Linked DNA regions of Homo sapiens: region 1 is linked to region 2. Evidence: chromatin loops called from intact Hi-C (ENCODE). Cell type or tissue: PC-3. All regions are shown on one strand. Links, peaks and the distances in the headings refer to the core of each region. The heading gives the core; the rest is flanking DNA.

Region 1 (5,390 bases), core at 73-5,072, 55 kb before region 2:
TTTCATTACAAATTTATTATGAGAATGATGTTTATATAGATCTATCACCTTTTGTCATAATAATCATTTTAGCTCAATGCCAGTAAAAGTTGTCATTCTTAACAGTTTTGCATTTCTCTGTACTATTACTTCTTACAGAGCTAAGTAAGCCTGCTACATAAATGCTGTTATCAAAATGAGTAGTTCTCATACATCTTAAGAATTATATTTATTTTTTGCCACTATTGAACCAAAAGCCATTTATTTACTGTCATTGAAGCATAATTGGGGAAACTTGTGCTTAGAAAGTTGCCTACCCTGACATTTCTTGGGTCTCATTTCAGTTTATACTGTTTATACATACGTACTTTAGTATAATTTGAAGTAAATCAATAGTTAATGGTTTGTAATTAATACATGCACTGATTTAAGAAACCCTGGTAGTTTTTTTTGTAGATTTCATTTCACAGGAAGCATAGCTGCTCCAGCTATTGGGCGTCAGCTGTGAATTTTCGTTCAGATGACAGATGACACTTTGAAGAGTCTGCTTACTTGTGAAGAGTATAACAGAAAAGCATTATTAGTAAAAGTGGGCTTTTAGCAATTCAGAAATAGTTACTACTTCCCAGTTACATTGTTTTAGGAGACAATTGTGAAATTAAATTATAAATATGTGGTGTTAACTATGGTAGCTATTTATCAAGGGAGACCTTCCTGGGAGAAAGCAGTAACTTAAAGCTGTTGAGTTCATTATAACTTCCATCACATTGTTTATGTAATCTTTTCTCAGTGGTTTAGCGTTTTCTTGTTTTTTGGTAGTTGGGAAGGTAACTTTCACTTCACTTTGACTTTCACAGTAACTTTGTTGCTTTTTATAAGAATGCATAGGCAATGGGGTTGTTGTGGTACCCTTTAATCAGACTAGACCATCAACTAAATTTACTATTTTAAGAAATGCTTTTATAAGCAATAGATTTTGATCTACTAAATTTTTCAATAAGAAGTTGACATGTACTCTTAGTAATAACATATTTGAGTACTTTTTCTTATGTAAGGAATGAAAGTGGCAATGTTGCTTTCTTTAAAAGCATGCCATCTTAATCACAGACCTGAGCCTTCTAAGTGGTGTAACACAGGTGGAACATAAACTGAAAGACAATTAGACAGAGGTTCTGTCTCCATCCTGTGTAGATTATGCATGTTTTCTTACAGAATGTCGTTCTAACTCCCAGGGGCAGTCTGCAGCAAAACGACAAGGAAAATTTAAAAAGGTACTGATTGTCAGTTCTTAAAAAAGATGTCTTAAAGCCTTATTTGCATATTAAACTTTTTTCTGTCACTATTATAAACCTTTTTTTTAATAAGTCTCCCTTAGTTTCCTTTCTTTGCATTCTAAAGTATAGTGCTCTTAGCTGTACTTAGAAGCATTGTTGACATACTGCTTTTCTAAAGGTTTTTTTTTTTTTCCCCACCATAAATTCCTGGATGACTCATTTTCTCTGTGTATACAAAAATTTTAATGCTATTCATTTCTTGCTACAGATATGATAACAAGTAGCAATATTTGAAATTTTTCATATTTACAATTTTATAGAGAGATGGATGTGATAATTTTTTTTTTTTAGCCATATAAGCTAAAGCACTTATTTTTAAAGTCTAAAAGCACTTTTAAATTGGGTGATTTGATTAATAAAATGTTGCAGCTTTTTAAAGCGAACTTTATTCCCTGCTCTTGTATCCATTCTGGTTCTGAAAGAAGAGAAACAATAAAGATCAATGGATGTAGCAGGAACAGAAATAAGGACTGTTCACTGACAATTAAAGCTTATGCTAAGAACACAGATTTTAAGCCCATCGCTACTAAGTGGTCTGATCAGCCTCTCTGCAGCATATTAAGCAATCTTTGATTTACTGCTGGGGCCAGATTTAACTCAGAAAAGAAAATGTCTGCTATAAATATATTTTAGGGCCAGGCGCAGTGACTCATGCCTGTAATCCCGGCACTTTGGGAGGGCAAGTTGGGCAGATCCCTTGAGCTCAGCGGTTTGAAACCAGCCTGGGCAGCATGGTGAAACCCTGTCTCTACAAAAAAATGCAAAAATTAGCCAGGCGTGGTAGCACACACTTATAGTCCCAGCTACTCTATTGGAGGCTGAGGTGGAAAGATCGCTTGAGCCTGGGAGGTGGAGGCTGCAGTAAGCTGAGATCACACCACTGCACTCCAGTCTGGGTGACAGAGTGAGACCCTGTCTCAAAACAAAACATACATACATATATATATATATATATATATATATATATATATATATATATATATATATATATATAAAAGGGACCACATATTTAATAAGCTTTCTGGTGAAGACGTGCTACGTCATTCAACATTTTCATGATTTCTTTTTAAACAGAAAGAATTACAGTGGGAAAATCAGTAATGTCCTAATGTATACTTGTTAATTAGTAGTGATATGGAACTGGGGAATCACCATTCTATAACAGCTTATCCTTTATTAAAATGTCTTCTGAAATGTCCATATTATTACATAATAGTAAATAATTTGTCCAAACAAAATACAGATACTAGGAATCATCTTTCTGGAGAAAGATCTAAAGATCAGTATTTCTCAACTGGGTGTCTTGACCGTTTGGGGGCCACGTAATGGGATAAAAACAGCATTTTTTTAAAATAGGAAATGTCAGTTCATCAGACTCATAAAATTGTAATTTCATTTTATGTATTAATGTGTATATCTTTGGGACATTGTAAAAATAGTTTGCAAGTTACTGCTTTAGAGAACAAGGAATAGGTATTCTAGGAATCTATTAAAAATAGAAGGCACTTATCACGAAGGCCATAGCCAATTATTTTTCTTCTTATTTTTGTTGACCTTTTGCAAGTTTGGGTAGATTTTGTTTGAATTAGGTTGTATAGTTAGGAAAACACTGAATGAATAGGAAGGCATTTACTTGGTGATTAGTAAAGCTTCATTTGAAGAACTTGGCAGCTAGAGTTATCTCTGCTCGTTCCTTTCTGTCTTCAATGCAAGTACACAATAAAGCTCTTATTTTAGAAATAATTAGTATTACAGTTTTATAGTCACATTACAAAGAAAAAAATACATGTATAATTTCCGGTTGATTAAGATAAATAGCATTTTGTATATAATTCTTAATAGATTTTTTCCTCTGGGTTTCAGTGACTTGATTTGAAACGGTATGTCACCCTTTTTAAAATTCCTTGTAAAATGCAATAATATATTTTCTGTTTGTTTGTATGTTTTTTTAAGAGACAGTCTCACTCTACACTCCAGGCTAGAGTACAGTGGCATGATCGTAGCTCACTGTTGCCTCCAGCTCCTGGGCTCAAGTGATCCTCCCACCTCAGCCTCCCTAGAGTGGCTGGGACTACAGGCGTGTGCCACTATGCCTGGCTAATTTTTACTTTTTATAGAGAGAGGTCTTACTACGTATGTTGCCCAAGGTGGTCTAAAACTCCCGGCCTCGGACGATCCTCCTGGCTCAGCCTCCCAAAATGCTGAAATTACAGACATGAGCCACTGCACCCAGCCTGAATATTGTCACTTTTAACAGATCATAAATAGCATTCAAATATGATATAAATTTTAAAAATAGTTTATGTGAAGCTTTTAAATTTTTGAGTATTCAGTTACTAACAATTTTAAGAACTAAAGAAATTGCCATTTTGAACCACAATTTAACTTATAGTGCGTTGTGTTGCCCAAAGAGTAGTTATTGGTTTGGCAGGTGAGTTTGACTTTCTGAATAACACTGTTCAGTTTGAACACTGTTGAAATACTTCATGAATAGCTGGAATGCCTTTTTTCTAAACTTAACATTAAATATATACTGTAGAGAAATCTTCATAGCATTTCTGCTCTGAAGATTCTTCTTGACTGTCTTTTTAAACCATAATCAAGATTTCTCAAGAATAAAGGTACAAAATTATTTCTATTAAATTGGTACTATGTTAACCCCTTGAGAATTGTCATAAAAATATTAATATTTATTGGCACAAAGAAGAAATTATTGTGATACAGCAAGTGAAAATAGCGCCATTTTTCTTTTGATTAGAAATTAAAACTACCAGGTTTATAATTTTTACTAATAAAAAATTCCCTGTCCTGAAACATCTTGTAGGATTACACTAACATTTATAATTGTTAATTTGATATATTTAACATGTAAAATGCTGATTACAAAACCTTGATTTTTGTTTCACTAAGATAATTCATCATAAACTTTCTTTGTCTCTTTTTTTGCTTTTAATGATAGTCTAAGGTTACTAGGATATCTTTTTTCCCACTTTTGATAGGTCTTTGTTAGAATTAATTGTAAATCCTAAATTAATTTTAATAGATTGTTCATTTTAAATTCAATTCTCTTTTCTCTTCTGTACTAAAACAATAGCAAATACCTCTGAGTCTGAGGAGGAAGTGCCTCACAACACATAGGCTGCCTGCCTAAGAGCAGCATACCTCTCTCCCTGATACGGTGAGGAGGTGTGGGAAGCTCAGGGAGAAAGACTGGAGACCACTCTTCTAGCACACTGGGTGGCAGAGAAGCTCAATTCCATGGAGAATGGAGCTATATTAACAGAAAGTAAATATTGGAGGCCACTTAGCCCCTTTAATTCCTAGATGTGTTGTCTTTGCTGTACAGATGACACTGATGCAGTCTGTTTCCATAAGAACTTGGTGGTAGAAGATCAGCTCAGATTTTGCGCTTACCTTGGCTTTGCTCAGGGCAGTGCCTACCCAGAGAGTGAACCTCAAGAAGGAGAGGAGCAGGACAGGCAGCTGGGTCCTGAAAGAGCTAGCCCAAGCAATAGACCTGTTTCCTTTTCCCAGTCTCATGTTTCACGTGAGGCCTTTGTTTACAGGTTCTGGCCCCCTGACCTCAGAGGGAGAATGACAGCCAGTGGCTACAAATGGATTTATATGGTTATCTGACATCAAAGTGGTTTTCTGTGCTTTAAATGAGTCAGTGTGGAGATAGGATTATTATTTTGTGTTGGAATACTATTAGAACTACAACCATAGTTCCTGTTGTTTACTGTTACATCATTTTATACCCCGAAATTGTGTTGGTGAAAATATTTAAAATGGGAATATTTGTGTCGTATATGCTCCTAAAAATCCTATTTGCGGGAGGTGAGGACTTGCAGTATTATTTTTTTACTCAACCAGAGTAAAGCTTTTTCAGTGAATGTCTTTTTGGGAACATTTGTTTCAGTTTTACAAACTTTGTTAATTAAAATGAATATAGTATTTTAATTTAGCACCATTTTAAATGCAAACCTGAAGATAGAATTTGAGGAACTGACTTAATAAATAACGACTTAATTAAGGACACCCAGTTACTGTGCCAAAAACAAATCTAGCAGGTATAGC
Region 2 (5,390 bases), core at 189-5,188:
TCATTGCAGCCTTGATCTCCTGGGCTGAAATGATTCTTCCGCCTCAACCTCCCAAGTCTTTGGGATTATAGATGTGACTACTGCACCTGACTAAAAATTGGTCTCTTTATTACATTTTTCCTTTTTTTTTAAAAAAAAGAATGATGGTCTCTTTTTAATTGGTATAATGAATACAATCCACTGGCCAAAGAAGAAAGAAATAAAAGCATGTGGATATATATGTGCATGTGGTGTGTGTGTGTGTGTGTGTGTGTGTGTGTGTGTACTGTCAATAGACTAGTAATGTCACCTGATAGGTGTACTGCTGCTTTTCAGTTTAAAAACCCCATCTATAAACACCATCTCATTTGATGCCCATGGCAATTGTGTAGGATCCATAGAAATGGCATAATGAATACTGGGGCACAGAAAGTGGAGGAGAGGTCCCTATTAGTCATCAAGGGCAGTGAGAAGGAAAACAATGAGTCAAATAAAAACAAACCAGCCATGAAAGAAAACATTGATATCCTGGACTTCATTAAAGCTTAAACTTCTGCTCTGCAAAAGACACCACCAAGAGAATAAGACACATCACAGACTGGGAGAATATATTTGCAAAAGACATATCTGATAAAGGATTTTTATCCAAAATATGCAAAAAAAACCTCTTAAAACCCAACGATAAGCAAATGAATAACTCAATCAAAAATGGACAAAAGATCTGAACAGAAACCTCCCCAAACAAGATACACAGATGGCAAATAAGCAGATGAAAAGATGCTCAACATCATATGTCATCAGGAAAATGCAAATTAAAACAAGACACCACTATATACCTATTAGAATGGCCAAAAGCCAGAACACTGACAATACCAAATGCTGGTGAGGATACAAAGCAATAGGAAGTCTCTTTCATTGCTGGTGAGAATGCAAAAATGGTTATAGCAACTTTGGAAGACAGTTTGGCGATTTCTTCTTTTTTTTTTTTTTTGAGACAGAGTTTTGCTCTTGTTGCCCAGGCTGGAGTGCAATGGTGTGATCTCAACTCACTGCAACCTCCACCTCCCGGGTTCAAGCGATTCTCCTGTCTCAGCCTCCTGAGTAGCTGGGATTACAGGTGCCCACCACCACACCTGGCTAATTTTTGGTGTTTTTAGTAGAGACGGGGTTTCACCATGTTGGCCAGGATGGTCTCAATCTCCTGACCTTGTGATCCACCCTCCTCGGCCTCCCAAAGTGCTGGGATTACAGGCGAGAGCCACTGCGCCCGACCCAGCTCAGTGGTTTCTTACCAAACTAAATAAACGTACTCTTATTATACAATCCAGCAAACAAGGTTTTTGATACTTACCTAAATGAGCTGAAAACTTATGGAACCCTAAGTTTATGTCCACAAAAACCCTGCACATGGATATTTATAGTAACTTTATTTTAAAATTTTTTTTATTTTACTTTAAGTTCCAGGATACATGTGCAGAATGTGCATGTTTGTTACCTAGATATATATGTGCCATGGTGGTTTGCTGCACCCATCAACCAGTCATCTAGGTTTTAAACCCCACATGCATTAGGTATTTGTCCTGGTCTCCCTAGTCCCCCACCCCTGACAGGCCCTGGTGTGTATTGTTTGCCTCCCCGTGTCCATGTGTCCTCATTGTTCAGCTCCCACTTATGAGTGAGAACAGGCAGTGTTTGGTTTTCTGTTCCTGTGTTAGTTTGCTTAGAATGATGGTTTCCAGCTTCATCCATGTTCCCTGAAAAGAACATGATCTCATCTCATTCCTTTTATGGCTGCATAGTATTCTATGGTGTATACGTGCCACATTTTCTTTATCCAGTCTATCACTGATGGGCATTTGGGTTGGTTCCAAAGCAACTTTATTTGTAATTGCCAAAACTTCGAAGAAACCCTGATGTCTTTCAATAGGTGAATGGATAAGTAAACTGTAGAACATCCAGGCAATGGATTATTATTCAGCACTAAAAAGAAATGACCAAGCCATGGAGAGACATGGAGGAATCTTAAATACATATTACTAAGTGAAAAAAGCTAGTCTGGAAAGGCTGCATGCTGTATGATTCCAACTATATGGCACTCTGGGGAGTGCAAAACAATGGAGACAGTAAAAGGATCAGTGGTTTCCAGGAGGTGGGGTTGAGGGGGATGAATAGGTAGAGCCCAGAGGACTTTGAGGGTGGTGTAACTACTCCATATGAGAGGATAATGGTGAGTACATGTCATACATTTGTCTTAATGTGCATTAAGAGTGAACCCTAATGTAAACTATAGACTTTGGGTGATAAGTGTCCATGTAGGTTGATCAATTGTGACAAATGTACCGCTCTGGTGTGAGATACTGATAGAGGGGGAGGCTGGGGAGAGATGAGTGGCATATGGGGTGTATGGGAATTCTCTGTGTTTTCTGCTTAATTTTGCTGTGAGCCTAAAACTACTCTAAAGACGTCTTTTAAATAACTGCACACATAATAAAAGTAAATAGCAACGATATTCAAGATTCAACGTTTTAGTTAAGAGACTTTATTTGCAATAACAGGTTAGCTTCTGTTTTAGTTCTCCCAGAACAAAATTCCATAAGTCAATATTTTACTAATCCTTTCTCACAATGTTAATAGAAAACCCTGAGTGGAAATCAGAATTCAATCGTCAAGTCTGTGCAAGTGGAAACCCTGAATTGCAGGGTAGCTTAAGTGCTTTACACACATTGAAGATCAGCTGATTTAGTTACTAGTCTTGGATCTCTTCCCAGCACAGCAATAACGATGGCATTATCAGTGGCTTCAATATGGGATCGTCTTGTCATTCCAGACATATGAATCACTCTAGATACTGGAATAATAACACAGGGATTTCTCCCAAAAGAAAGAATTGCAGCATGCCTTAATACAGAGACAATAAAATCAGAAATACTCAGTTACACGTGCATAGAAAACCTCAAGTTTATCTTGCAGTATCTCTTTAAGAAGCCCAGGATGAATAGAAGAGAGCAAGGAAATGTCACACTCCTCTCACTTTAGAGAAGATGAATGTGATAAAAGGCTCATCTCATGAAAGCTGTCTATGTCACCTGTCCCAGAATGTGTTGATTCTAGTCTGAAATGCATGCCAAGTTATCCCAACCACTTAAAACCATCAACATTAGAAGATAGCCAGGAAACGGACTGAGGCCCAAATAGAACCTCTTTTTTTAGCTTTCCTGGCAAAATAGGAGCTGTAGGTTCATAGATCATTTATAAAAACTTTGACTCCATCAAACTTACTAATCATTTTATTTAAAATAGAGCTCATCTCTACAGACATTCCTTATTTAGAGTATAACATTTTCCATTCTCTTGGTTTAATTATTTTATAAGTGACAAGCTGGGCTAGACGTTTTCCTTCCCAGACATTTATTTTGTTCTCTGGAAAATATTTCCTGCCTCTCTTTACCTAGATAATTCTTACTATTTCCTGCCTCACAACTAGGCATCACCTGCATCAGGTCCACTTTAATTATCTGAGAATCTGCCTCTGCCTCCTACCCACTGGACTGTAAGGAACATGAGGGTTGAGACCTTGTACCTGGTCTGGTTACTGGCATGGAAAAAATGCTCATTAAATGTTTAAAGAATGAATGAATGTACGAATGAACACTGGGAACAACTTCTTTTTATTTCTTCAACAGAATTTAGGTCACACAAGTTTTAAAAATTCATGCAGATCAGTTTCTTTTTAAGTAGAGAGATGCTTAATACTCTTATACTCACTCCTTTAGAAAAGATTGAACTGCTATATACCGATCACTTTTTCTCACCAAGATTTTTCTTCGCTAAATTTAAAACATATAGAAAGTTATAAAACTAATATAATAAATACCAAAATTCCCACCACATAGAATTTTAACTTAATATTTTCTCCTATTTGCTTCCAGTTATTTTTTAAAGATATAGATACAAGTAGAGGTCCCTTCCAACAGATACACTGTGTCAGTCATGCACTTACCACCTTTCAGCTCCAAATTCACCCTTTTTTGCCTGCTCTATGCAAACAGATGTGGGCCCTTTCAATACTTTGCCAGCTGGAACAATGCTAAACTTTGTCAGTAGACTAGACAGAAGGAGAGGGTTTTGCCCCTTGGTTCAGGTGTGCTCCTGCAGACTGGCAGCTTCCCCAGTGTCCAGCTCCTTTAGAGCACATGGTTTCCCCAGGACCCAGCTCCTGCAGAGCTCATAACCTCTCTAGTTCTCAGCCTCTGCAAGGCATGGCAGCCAGCAGCACCCAGCAGCAGCAACTCACCTCCCTACCAGCATCCTTGAGTAGTTTCGTAGCTCAGCCCTTCCCTACAAGCAGCTTTCCCAGAACCGTCTGGGGCAGATTTCTGACTAATGTGACTAGCACAGCACCACAGGGACTTCTCCACAATCCAGTGAGCCATGGCCACATCCTCTCAATAGGCTCTGGATCTCAGCCCTTTTGAGGGGACAGGCAACTTCTATCTCAGACTTAAGCATAGAGGCTGCTGCTTATATTTGTTATTTCCACACTTTTTAGGGTTCTTGTTTTACTAGTCAATGCCTCATTATTCCAATCCCTTGTTATACCTAATTCTTTTATATTCAACTTTCCCTGTTTAAATTACTGTCTGGTTTCTTTCTCCTGATTGGACCCAAGCAGAAATAGATACAAAGGGTCCTTTCAATAGGAATATAAAATTTATATTTTTCTTGTAAGGTATAAAATTAATCAGTATAGCTGCTGTAGCTTCTTCTACATCTAGAGGTATGATAGGAACTGATATGCCTGTACTCTCTGTCCTGCAAGTGCCAGAGGGGATGATTCTGATTGGGAAAAGCCACATGTAGAGACATGCTAGCACCCTTGGAGATTCACACACTCCTGGTTCCTTTGAGCTTCAGGTCATGGTGACCAATGATTATGCCAAATGGGGTCCCTGGCAATGGGAGACACCCTCCACCCAAACACATGCCCAGAAGTGTTGAACTTGTCACTTCCCTGTTGTGACTACCAGGCATACTCCTTCTGAAAATCAGCTATCAGCTTGGTCTTGTCCTCTAATTGAAACTGCACACCTGACCTATAAAGGCCTTGTGACTCTCTGGTCTGTTTAAACTCAGACTCAATCGCTAACATGGTGAGAAGGGTCCAACAAGCCTAGGCTGGAAAATGGAATTTGGACAGCCTGGCCCCAGCAGCATCTCGGCTGTACACAAAACAGTGGGCACAAGCCCTCTGAGGGAAATTTTATCTCCTATTCACCACCTGAGGCGAAGCTGTGGCTCCATGGGGCCCTCACTTTACAGAGGTTCCCCTAAATGCATGGGCCTGGGTCACTGATGGTTTTTCCAAGCTGAACCCCAGTGGTGTCCCCTGAGCTGCTGTGACTACACAGATC

What was found. Hi-C counts contacts between places; a loop is a spot of excess contacts. Peaks named below come from ENCODE experiments on the same cell type or tissue, not always from the same donor. Only the 100,000 strongest peaks of a DNase experiment are listed, where the experiment ranks them.
Region 1: a loop joins it to region 2, with 2.7 times the contacts of the local background. A loop is called at or near these places in 2 of 110 quality-filtered maps.

The regions. Positions count from the first base shown.
Region 1 is chr13:102,650,148-102,655,537 of GRCh38, forward strand. It overlaps TPP2 (tripeptidyl peptidase 2), which reads left to right. Exons shown (of 30, transcript NM_001330588.2): 24 at 1,212-1,250. Among named protein-coding and RNA genes, the nearest start is that of METTL21C, 42 kb to the right of the region's middle. In PC-3, for the core only: no CTCF peak of the experiment used is centred there; no DNase peak of the experiment used is centred there.
Region 2 is chr13:102,704,888-102,710,277 of GRCh38, forward strand. No RefSeq gene overlaps it. Among named protein-coding and RNA genes, the nearest start is that of METTL21C, 13 kb to the left of the region's middle. In PC-3, for the core only: no CTCF peak of the experiment used is centred there; DNase peaks (open chromatin) are centred at 404 and 2,774; H3K4me3 peaks cover 265 bases.